Regions from separate parts of the Mus musculus genome. Here region 2 is linked to region 1. A link is a loop called in an ENCODE intact Hi-C map of the cell type or tissue named here. Cell type or tissue: left cerebral cortex. All regions are shown on one strand. Each heading gives the region's core, and the rest is flanking DNA. Links, peaks and the distances in the headings are about the cores only.

Region 1 (5,372 bases), core at 278-5,277:
AGGAAAACTTTTTTCCTTCCCTTTCCCTAAACTTGCTTTCTAGTCTGCAGATTTGGCAGGTCTAAAGGACAGAGAAGGTGGGATATGTAAAAGAAGGGACTGAGTCTGACTTAGGAAAAGTGAGGGCCCCCACCCCACATTCAGCTTCACGGTAAGGACCCCCAGGTCTGACCTCCCTGAGAAGTCAGAGGTGAGACATTTGTATGCTCTACAGTCTGCCACATCCCTTACCCCAGACTCCCTTTCATTAGCACTGAACACCTGAAGTCAAGTGTCAACCTTTGTGTGTTTGTTCAGTGTAAACTTAGGCAACTATAGAGAAGGTGAGGTGTCACCAGACCAGGAGGAGGGGGATTAAAAAGAAACCATCAGACATTGACGTAAAACTAATTCACAGCCACTGGTTTATTATTGATCACGGGGCATTTCACATCAACACTAAAATTCTTTATTGCAAGTTTTACAATAATCAAGTAAATTCAGTCCAAAAAACACAATAACCACGATGAGGGTAGGGGGAGCATCTACCTACAGACTGCCTCTCTGAACTGAAAGTTCATTTTTATTTTCTTTTGGCTCCTCAAACTGAACAGCTCCCAGAGGCTCTCCAGATGCATTTAGCTTTGTTTGCTGTCCTCCCCCCTCCTTCCACCCCCCCACAAGAATACAAAAGAACTTCATAGCTTTGTTCTCCTTAAAATGACTTCCCCCCTCACTAACCTCCCCTGGTGCATTTTCAATGCAAAAGGCCTAAGGAAAGAGATGGGGGGAAAGGAGGAGGAGAGAGGATGAGACTCCACTTACAAATCTCCCTTTCCTTTTTCTTTTCCTCATTTCCCCTGAAATTCACCCAAACCAGACCATCACACCTTGCAATATATAATTTTTGCAGCTTTTTTTCTTAAAAAATAAATACCCCCCCCAATGGCCTTAAAAGCAAAGCAAAGCAAAACAAAACAAAACAAAAAACCCAAAACAAAACAACAACAACAAAAACCCAGCAGGTACCATGCTAAGACAACACCACATGCTTAAAGGGGTCTTTAACAGCAAGGGAAAAGGGCAAGGGGCTTGTTTGTTTATCTGTTTTGTCTGTTTGGAACTGACAAGGGAGGAGGCAAGAGGAAGAGAGAGAAAAGAACCAAAATATATATATATATATTAAATTCTATAAATAAGAGTCAATTTGTGTGTGAGGGGGGCACGGAGCACAGGGTGGGGGCAGGGGTGTAAGTTATGTCTTATAACCTGGTGATGTCCTCTGCCCGTTGCTGCTCCGGCGGCGTGGCGCTCTGGGAGTGGTCTTCAGAAGTGCCGGGGGTGGCTGCCGAGAGGGTGCTGGGCGCAGCGCCGGCCGGGGGCGCTGACCTCACTTTGGTGTTGGGGAGTCGGTGGTCCTTCTTCCATTTCATACGACGGTTTTGGAACCAGATTTTGATCTGCCTCTCAGAGAGGCACAGCGAGTGGGCGATCTCGATCCTTCTCCTTCGGGTCAGGTAGCGGTTGTAATGAAACTCTTTCTCTAATTCCAGGACCTGCTGCCGGGTGTAGGCTGTCCTCGAGCGCTTGGGCTCCCCTCCGTTATAATTGGGGTTCACTGGGGAAGGGGGAGGGGAAGCAAATAGTGGGGTTCAGAGGCAGCAGGCTCCCTGCCCCCACCCTCACCCCATCCTCAGCTTTGAGGAACAGGAGGGAGTGGTGGAAATAAAGTCATCAAGCTAAATGGGTTATAAAGAAGTTGAAGGAAGCTAGAGACTTTGTAGTGTAATAAGAGGGGAATCCTCATTGTAACGACACTGAATTATTTATGCGCCCTTAGAAAGCAAGCATAGTTTTCACACATACATAACAGATCGTAGCACATGGCTCGGACTGCCCAGAGTAGCTAAGCCATAAAATTTATGGGGGATGTAATTACCCATTCTCGCTCGTAAATCCAGTTCAATTGTGCTAACCCAGAGTCGCTCCTGGAGAGAGAGGGGGAAGGAGAGAAAGGAGGACGGGGCCAGAGGGGGCCAGGGAGGGTGGGGAGCGCCGGGAAAGGGAGGGGGGCAAAAAGCAAAGTTGCCTACCCGTGCTAACGTGAATTTTTTTCATCCAAGGGTAGACTATGGGTTGCTTGCTGGCGGCGCTGGAGGGATGGTCAGGGGCTGGCTGGCTGCAGGCTGGCGGGGCTGGGGACGGGGAGGCAGAGGTGCCTGAGAGAGGCGCCGGCTCGCAGAGCGGCTGCGATTTCTCAGGGTGGTGGTGGCCCGCCTGGGCCGGCCCGTGGGCTCGCGAATTGCCAGGCCCCTGGAGACTGGTGCAGCTATACTGACGCTCAGGGTAGCTAGGGCGCGGAGGCGGTGGTGGGTACAGCTCCTGGTGGTGATGCTGGAATCCCGATTCCCTGGTCCGGCCGTAATATTCCGGACTGTGTTCAGGGATGTAGCTATTTTGCGAATATTCTTCGCATGGAGGAAATTTCGGATCGATGTAGTTAGAGTCCATCAAATACGAGCTCATGATCATTAATTTCTGGAGTGGAAAATAATTTTTCTCGCTTTGTCGTTTTTCTGCTCCATAAAGCCCTCCTACTAGCTAGCGACCCTGTAAAGTTACTTTCACCATGTGACTCCGCCGGCCAATCACACCGAGCAACCCAGTCCCCGGATAAGGAACCGAATCGCTTTATTCAAAATGTATCCAATTTTTTGTGTATGTGGTGGTGGTGCTGCTGCTGCTGGGGGTGGGGGTGGGGGATGGCTGGCAGAAGCTGGGGTGCTCACCATTGCACACCCCACCAGACTGACAATCCTTCCTTGCTAAAGATGGGTGGCTCCCAGCTCGACTCCAATGTTTGGGCACTGGGGGCTGTCGGGAGGCTGTGATCTAGCCCCCGCCCAGAGTCTCCTCTCCGGCCTCCAGTGGGCCCCGTGGGCCTCAGCTCCAGTGCCTTTCCAGTGGTCTCCATTATGGCAATCGTGTTGCAGTCTGTGTAGGTCACAGGGCAGCGCCCCTCTTTCGCAGGAAGAGGAAGTTCAATGAGGGCTTCAGTGCAGGTTGGATGGGGAGGGGCCGAGGTTGAGCTTAGAAGGCTGGAGAGCCTGAACTGCCCTACCCCATTCACGGATCCTCAAGTCCATTTCCCCTATCCCATACACACTCACCCAACCCTCTTGGCCAAGGGGCCTTGGAGACAGGGTCCCAGCAGTACTAGGCAGGTTGAGGCAGCGGGATACAAATGATCCTGATGTCATTTCTGGAAGTCTAGGGCTTGAGCCCCCTCTGAAGAAAGACAGGAAGTGGTTGGCAAAAGCAGATTTCAGAAATCTTGACACCCCTGCTACCCACTGTCCTTCCCGGCCCAGGCCCCAGAGCCCAGAGCCCAGAGCAGAGATCTACTACTGATGACTCTTGTGTGACTCCTGCTCCCTGGCCTTCTGACTTCTCACAGCACCTGCCAGAATGGTGAAAGAGAGAGAGAGAGAGAGAGAGAGAGAGAGAGAGAGAGAGAGAGAGAGAGAAAGGAGAAGGAGAAAGAAGGAGGAGAAAGAAGGAGGAGGAGGAAGGAGGAGGAGGAGGAAGGAGGAGGAGGAGGAAGGAGAAGGAAGAAGAAGAAGAAGAAGAAGAAGAAGAAGAAGAAGAAGAAGAAGAAGAAGAAGAAGAAGAAGAAGAAGAAGAAGAAAAGATGAGACATTTGCCAGGAGTCAGTGCCCTGACCCAAGGCCCTGAGAGTTTTTCCTCCATGTCTTACCCTCAAGGGAAGCCTGTGTGGGCAGAGCCTGCTTGCTTCCAATCTGAGACTATATCCGTGTAACACGTGTGTTTACATGTAAACACATATTCCCAAGGGCCAGCTCCAGGCTGCCTTCCAAAAAGAAGAGGTGAGGTAACTACTCTTTGGAGGCAGGGCAGGGGTCTCTGGCCTATTCTTGCCCTGCTCCCTCCCTCTGTCACCCACACACACAGAATATCCTCACGGGAGGTGGCAGAGTCAGGGAAGAGAGATGGGGCAAGGAAGGACTATTTTTCCAGCCACTGGTTCCTTAGCTAAGGGTGGCCTCCTCGTCATCGGACTCCAATTAAGTGATCTTCTATAACTCAGAGTTGGGGGGGGGGGCAGCAGAGGGGAAAGCCCAGGGTGGGAGCCAGGTCTCCTTGTTGTACTTGATAACAATTATAGTTTAAAATCATAGCTTGCCGGGGCTCGGCTATATTTTACTTGATAACAATAAAAGTGACACATAAAGTTAACTGTTTATGTTTTATTTATTAGACTAAATCTGCCAGCGGTGGTAGGAGCGCTTGCCTCCTCGCTACAGCTTTTATAGGGCTGTAAAACGTCATAAATCAGTCTCGCGGAATCGCCCGCACTCTTTGTGTCGGCGGCACAGGGCTGGCGGCCGCTGGCTGCCTGCTCCCTCCTTTCCACGAAAAGTCGTAATGTGATTTTTTTCCCTCTGATTTTATTATTATGATCGCCGCCGTGATTAGTCAATCTACCTTTAATTCGCCGCCCTATGCTGCCTCCTCCCAGCACAGCCTGGTTGACACTTGAATAAGTACCTTTTAAAACAGCATAACAACTATTTGAGGGTTTAATTAGAACATCTGCAATTAAGGGAATGAGGAGGGGGAAGAGGGAGAGAAAAAAAAAAAAGCTCCGTGAGGGAGATACTGAAAAGAGAAGATTCCCAACATTCTTTTCACCACCTTTGGGATGTGGGAGAGGGTCCCCTCTTCCAAATTAGGGTTCACTTTGAGAGCTATAATGGGAAGGAACCACAGTAAAGTCAAAAGATGCAGATTGGGCCTGTGCCTCTGGCTGCTTTCCCTGCCTAATGCTTAGGGCCCCAGCCCCAGCCCCAACCTGGGCTCACCAGGGCTTGGCACCCATGACTTAGTCCTAGTTAGCCTCTTCCTAAGAGACAGCACTCCTCCTCCCGCCCGCCCCCCCCCCCCCCCGCCCCCAGTAGCTGGGTGAGGAAACAAGAATTCCCTGGTGGTCAGCCATCTCTTATAGGAGACTCCCAAACTCCCAGAGCTTTTGGAGGATCCTTGCTCATTTGGACCTGAACCTTAAGTATGAGGACCAGCTGTGTGCATGGAAGAGGAGCAAAAGGCTGTGAGTGAGGGGAATGGAGATACAAGGCTATTGGTGCAGGGAGCTGTGTGAAGACTTTAAATTTTATTCTCTCTCTCTCTCTCTCTCTCTCTCTCTCTCTCTCTCTCTCTGTGTGTGTGTGTGTGTGTGTGTGTGTGTGTATGTGTTTCTGTCTGTCATCTGTGTGTGTATGTGTGTGTTTCTGTCAGTCTGTCTCTCTGTCTCTGTCATTTCTGTCTCTGTCCTCTGTGTGTGTGTGTGTGTGTGTTTCTGTCAGTCTGTCTGT
Region 2 (5,372 bases), core at 261-5,260, 110 kb after region 1:
ACATAAATAGTCGGGACGGGCGGGGAGGGCGGGCAAACGGACGGGTCAGGTGGAGTGGAGATGAGGCGCTTTAGATTTGCTGACCACCTTTTTCTCTTTCACGCGTCGATTCTGGAACCAGATGGTGACCTGACGCTCCGAGAGGTTCGTGGTGGCTGAGATGCGCCGGCGCTTCTCTTTGGTGATGAATTTGCTGGCTGCGTACTCCTTCTCTAGCTCCTTCAGCTGCACCTTGGTATAGGGCACGCGCTTCTTGCGCCCGCGCCGGTAGCTGCTCACTTCGGGCTGTAGAGGAACCACGTCTAGAGGGAGAGAGAAGGCATATAGGAGCAAGTGAGGTGGGCGGCTAAGGGCTACTGGGATGCGAGGCGGTCTGAAGTTCCCACACGGTCTCATCTGGGCCGCCAGATTGTACTGCATGACGAGGCGCCCTAATTCTAAGTACACCCCCCATCCCCGCTATTAGTAAGTCCACAGAGAAGGTGAGGCCACTGGAATAATAGCTTCCTTCTAGGTACAAACTTAAAAGGAGGGCGCTCAAAAAACGCAGTAATCAAGATAATATTTTAAGGCACGTGTTTTAAAAAGAAAATCAAAACAATGCAAAAAAATCCATGATAAAATATCATTAAAAATCTAAACAGAGAATCTGTATTATTGATTTTTCCCCCTTTTGCCTCAACCTCCACTATGGCTCTACACAACACCCTTTATTAGAAACCTTGGACCCTTAAAATTGGACGCTCCAAGTCCTCCTCCTGCTTGCTGGAGCGCCCGGTATTTAGAAAACAAAAACAAAAACTCCTTCATTCTGCAGTTAGCACAACAGGGTTCCTACACCCTCTAATCTCCCCTTTGTGTGTGTGTGTGGGGGGGGGAGAAGGACTTACATTGTAAGTTTGAGGAGTGCATAACAATCAGGGTGTCAGCTACAGGGGCTTGGACCATCAAGTAGGTCCTTCAGCTTGAAGGTGCCCAGGCTCATGAATGAGTCTAGCCTGACACTATGGGATCTGATTCACCAACATAGAGAAGAAACTATCAGATGAAGCCAGACTGCTTGAGGGATCAGTCACTTACAAAAAGGGCTCCAGTGTTGTGAATCATCTACCACCACCCAAGGAAGAAGATCTTGGCTCAGTGTAAGGAAATCAGATCCCCATAGGAGGAGGTCCATACCTAGGTTCCACCAAAAGGAAGAAAAAAAAAAATCCTGTTCCAACCTTCCTATGTCTGTTCTTCCAAAGCTGAAAGAAATTTTCTAAACCCCAGCTACCCTAAGCTCTATCCTTGCAATTTCAGCCACCACTTATTTAATTTCTTCAGGTTTAGAGCATTTCACAGGAATTCACAATAGGATGGCACTCCCCACCTGCACTATTGGCAGTGAAAGACCATAGTGGGAGGATAAGGGAGACTATGTGAACAGCTAGCTCTGCCTTCATTGCTTTCTATGGCATCAGTGGACTTCAGGTAGACTCTAACAAGGTCTGAGTGTCTGAGTTCTCTTCTTCATTCTTATGTTCCTTTGGAAGTATTAGACATGACCCCAGCATGAAAGCAGAGAATCTGCTGAAGTGTTTCTTTACACCCCACTCTATAAGCATCTTCCCTACACTGACATTCCCAGTGAGTACCCCCCAAGACCCATGGCCCACTAAACAGAGAGGGGATGTGGGAGGCAGATCACAACAGAATGCAGATAGAAATAAAGTAGCCAGGAAGAAAATGGAATGGGGTTCCAGTGGCCGGCACAAGCTGCCTTCATGGTTACAATGTCTCAGGAAAATTATCTATCCAACTTGTCAATGTTTCTCTGACACCCAAGATTTTTTAATCAGGAAAACAAACAAACAAACAAACCAGCCACTTCAGTTTAGTAGATATGAACTGTCAAGTTAAAAAGTTACAAAGTTTTAAATAACTGGTCTTCAATTTGTTTTACTCTTATAGATGGAACTATATTTAAGAAACAGATAATTCTGGGGCAAGAATAAAAATGAAGGAAATAAGTAGTGATATCCCCAGAACACTTCTTCAGTTGTATTTTATTAAATGCACTTTACAAAATTAGAAATCAGAGGCTTATAGTAAGGCAGTGACTTGACCGGCAGAGCTGGAATCTAGATTCTCTGACTCTTCACATAAAGTCAGGGTAAGGGGCAAAAGAGAAATGGCCCTCCTAGTACATCCCCTTTGTTGAAGGGTAAAGTGATGATATGGGTGCGTTTCAGTTTTTGAATGAACCAGTTAACTGTCCCTAATTTTTTTTTTTTTTAAAAATCACTTTTTGTAGCTCCCTACACAAAAACTCTAAATTTCTAATGAAGTTTAATCAACACAATCCTAAAAATTCTGGTTAAAAGGTAGGTATCTGCTCTAAACTGGTCATTTTTTCCCCTCCCTCGATTGGATGCCAAAGATTGACTCCACCAAGGTTTCCCTTGGGTCAAACTGAACAGCAGGTTGTTTTGACCTCCTGGAGAAATAGCTCCTGTCTTTCCTCCTCAGAGGAGCACCTTCCATTGTCTGCTGTCTTGGCTAGAAAGGAAGTGGGCTTCACAGATGTGAGAGCAGCTGGTAGCTTAGACTTTGAGCAGTGCCTACCCTGCCTAGGGTGTGGACTTAGCTCAATGTTCCCTTCCCTAACGTCCCCCCAGATCACCTACACTAATGTATTTGTACTTGGAAATCTAATCGGTATCTATGAGAAGCAAATAATTAAAACAATCCCCTGCTAGTCTTTGTTTTGGGGTAGAGGCTTCTGTGCAGGGCACTCCAAAGCCTGCCCACTTCATTAGTAGGCTCTGGGATTTAAGGACAATCTTTTGCAGCTAGTGGCTCTTTCCAATCCAAATTCAAAGACCGTCAATATACGGGCTCCAAAAACCCACTGTTTTTGTTTTGTTCTATTCTATAATCTATCTGTTCTTTCTTTCTATCTATCTATCTATCTATCTATCTATCTATCTATCTATCTATCTATCTCAGAACTGTCTTTTTCTTCTTCCATCTAATTGTCTCCTGGGATTTCTGCCCTTCTTGGTGAAAAAAGAAAGGGATCTATACTCATCACTGTGTGTGTGTGTGTGTGTGTGTGTGTGTGTGTGAGAGAGAGAGAGAGAGAGAGAGAGAGAGAGAGAGAGAGAGAGAGGAGAGAGAGAAACTGTGAAGCAGGGGTCTATATAATTGGGAGAAAGAAGCCACAACTCCTCACAGCTCTAATTATCTAGATCTTTCTGAACAATTGCCTCCATCTCCCACACCAGCCCAGACTATCATAGGTGAGGTTTCTCAGAGCCAGAGGCAGTGAAGAGAGACAGTGGTGTTTATGGCTAGATGTTGCCGAACAAACCACAATTGCATAGACAGAGTTATCTGAAAAATCTCACTACTTCTAAAAGACTTGTGTGGGTAGAAAGATGGAGGGTGTCTGAAGATAATTTCTTTTTCATCTGCCTCCCTCCTGGACTTCTTCAGGCACTGAGAAACGCCAGCCAGAATCTACTTCTAGTGGGGAGCATGAGCTCAGAGCAGTGGAGGCACACTGGATTTTATACCCACTTCTCTGTTGTAATTTGCAAGTGTATTAAATCTCAATTGGGATGTATGTTTTTTTTTCATTTCAAAGATATCTTTCTCTAGGAGGCTGTGATATAAACGTGTTTATTTTTAGCAGAGTGGTTTGTGTGTGTGTGTATGTGTGTTGTTCTTGTTTCTGGGAATCTTTAAGATGTTTATTTGCTCAAAGATAATTCTGAGCTTCCCTCCAGCCCACCACACAACCCACATGCCTATACAGGAAAGCCACAGCAGCTCTTTTAGGTACACTCTTCATTCCAAAGACGTTGATTTTGCTCTAGGCCTGAGTCCTTACCTACAGTGAGCAGGGTCAGCACCGGATTCCCAGTCCACTGGCTCTCTTTCAGTGACCCTTTAATTCCACTACCACAAGGATTCCTGCTGGACCTTCATTTAAGAAGCTTTCTGTCTTATGAGCTAGAGAAGTGAAGGGCAGCCTATTTTCTATAAGTGTATTATGGAATGCCTACATATGAACAGTCTATCTTATAGATATGTATCAGTCTGTGCTTCACATGAATACGTTTGTATAGTATAAAAAAAAATCTTATAGTCAATGAGGAGAAGGTGGTGTATGGTACCAATTGTACCACAACCATGTCCTTGATTCTGGCTGTGAGAAATAGGGTGCCTTGTGTGGTTTTAGCTCTGGTACTGACTTATAACAAGTGACCTTGTGCTGTTTTTCAGAATGTTTTTGCTACATTCTATAATATCATTCAGTGATTCTTCTCCATCTACCTCTCCACCCAATCCCGGATGCAGAAGAATTTCAGGCCTACCGTAAAGAGTTCTTTGGGTTGATCTTTCCAATGAAAAATCCCAGGCCTGGTATGGGAGGCTAGGGGGGGCTCCTTTTGCACACAGTGGGAAGCTATCTTAGGCTTCTCTGGACTCTCAAGGATCTTTGAAGCTATTAGAAAAGAGGACTGTCTGTCTCCCACTGAGCTCTGTACAGGAAGAGTAGACCCAAATGCTGGCTTCTCTAGACCCTCAAATCCTTATCTCTCAGATCAGAGTGGAACCCAAAGCTTCTGATGCAGTTTTGGGAAATCTGGGCCGGTCTTTCTCCTCTGGGGAGTGATGGGGGCGGTATGGAATCCTTTCCTATTCAGAGACAGCCACAGAGGAACAACACAAGAGTGCTCTCTTCTTGCATACACAGCCAGACAAGAGTGGTCTGGACCCCGGACCACAGCACAGGTCTGCCTCTCCCACCTCCCATTTTAGAACCCCTTTCTCTGTCTGGAATGCCAGTAAATCTCACTTGGAGGATCTGGCAGTGGATTCACAGGATTAAAACTGTGTACCAGAGCGGCAAAGAAAAAAATTGCATTCCAGGAGAGGATTCAAATCTTACACATTCCCTCTACAGAGATTTTTAAAAATCTCTTCTGTGCTCTTATAAAACATTCATGGTTAAATTTAAAAAGAAAAAAAATTGTACATTTCTATAGGCTCTGGAGAATTAGATCCCCATTTTAATGCTATAGTATCTGGTGGTTGACAGCTCCTGAAAACTCGGGCAAGGTAAAGGTTCTTATACTCTCCCCAAATCCCAACTATCCACTGGGTTGAGGGTTTTGGACTAAGTTCCAAGACACCAGAGGCCCAACCCCAACCCATTCCTGGCTGGAAGCGGATTTAGGGGCCAGGATCCCTGAATGAGGCTGGAGCAGGCTGGGGGAGGAGGAGGCGAGCTCCCGACCAGAGCCGAGCCGAGCCGGCGCTCGGGCGCCTCTGATTGCTTCACTCTGGACCCGGCAGCTCCGGGGAACGTGTCGGAGCAG

What was found. Hi-C counts contacts between places; a loop is a spot of excess contacts. Peaks named below come from ENCODE experiments on the same cell type or tissue, not always from the same donor. Only the 100,000 strongest peaks of a DNase experiment are listed, where the experiment ranks them.
Region 2: it touches region 1 in a loop (1.9-fold over the local background); 2 of 42 quality-filtered maps call a loop at or near these places.

What each region holds. Positions count from the first base shown.
Region 1 is chr15:103,031,862-103,037,233 of GRCm38, reverse strand. It overlaps Hoxc4 (homeobox C4), which reads right to left and starts at 2,839. Exons shown (of 2, transcript NM_013553.2): 1 at 2,073-2,839; 2 at 382-1,597. The coding sequence starts at 2,511. The coding sequence ends at 1,242. All of the region lies in intron 2 of Gm30528 (a long non-coding RNA gene), which reads left to right. In left cerebral cortex, for the core only: no CTCF peak of the experiment used is centred there; no DNase peak of the experiment used is centred there.
Region 2 is chr15:102,922,099-102,927,470 of GRCm38, reverse strand. It overlaps Hoxc13 (homeobox C13), which reads right to left. Exons shown (of 2, transcript NM_010464.2): 2 at 1-302. The coding sequence ends at 46. Among named protein-coding and RNA genes, the nearest start is that of Hoxc13, 3.7 kb to the right of the region's middle. In left cerebral cortex, for the core only: no CTCF peak of the experiment used is centred there; no DNase peak of the experiment used is centred there.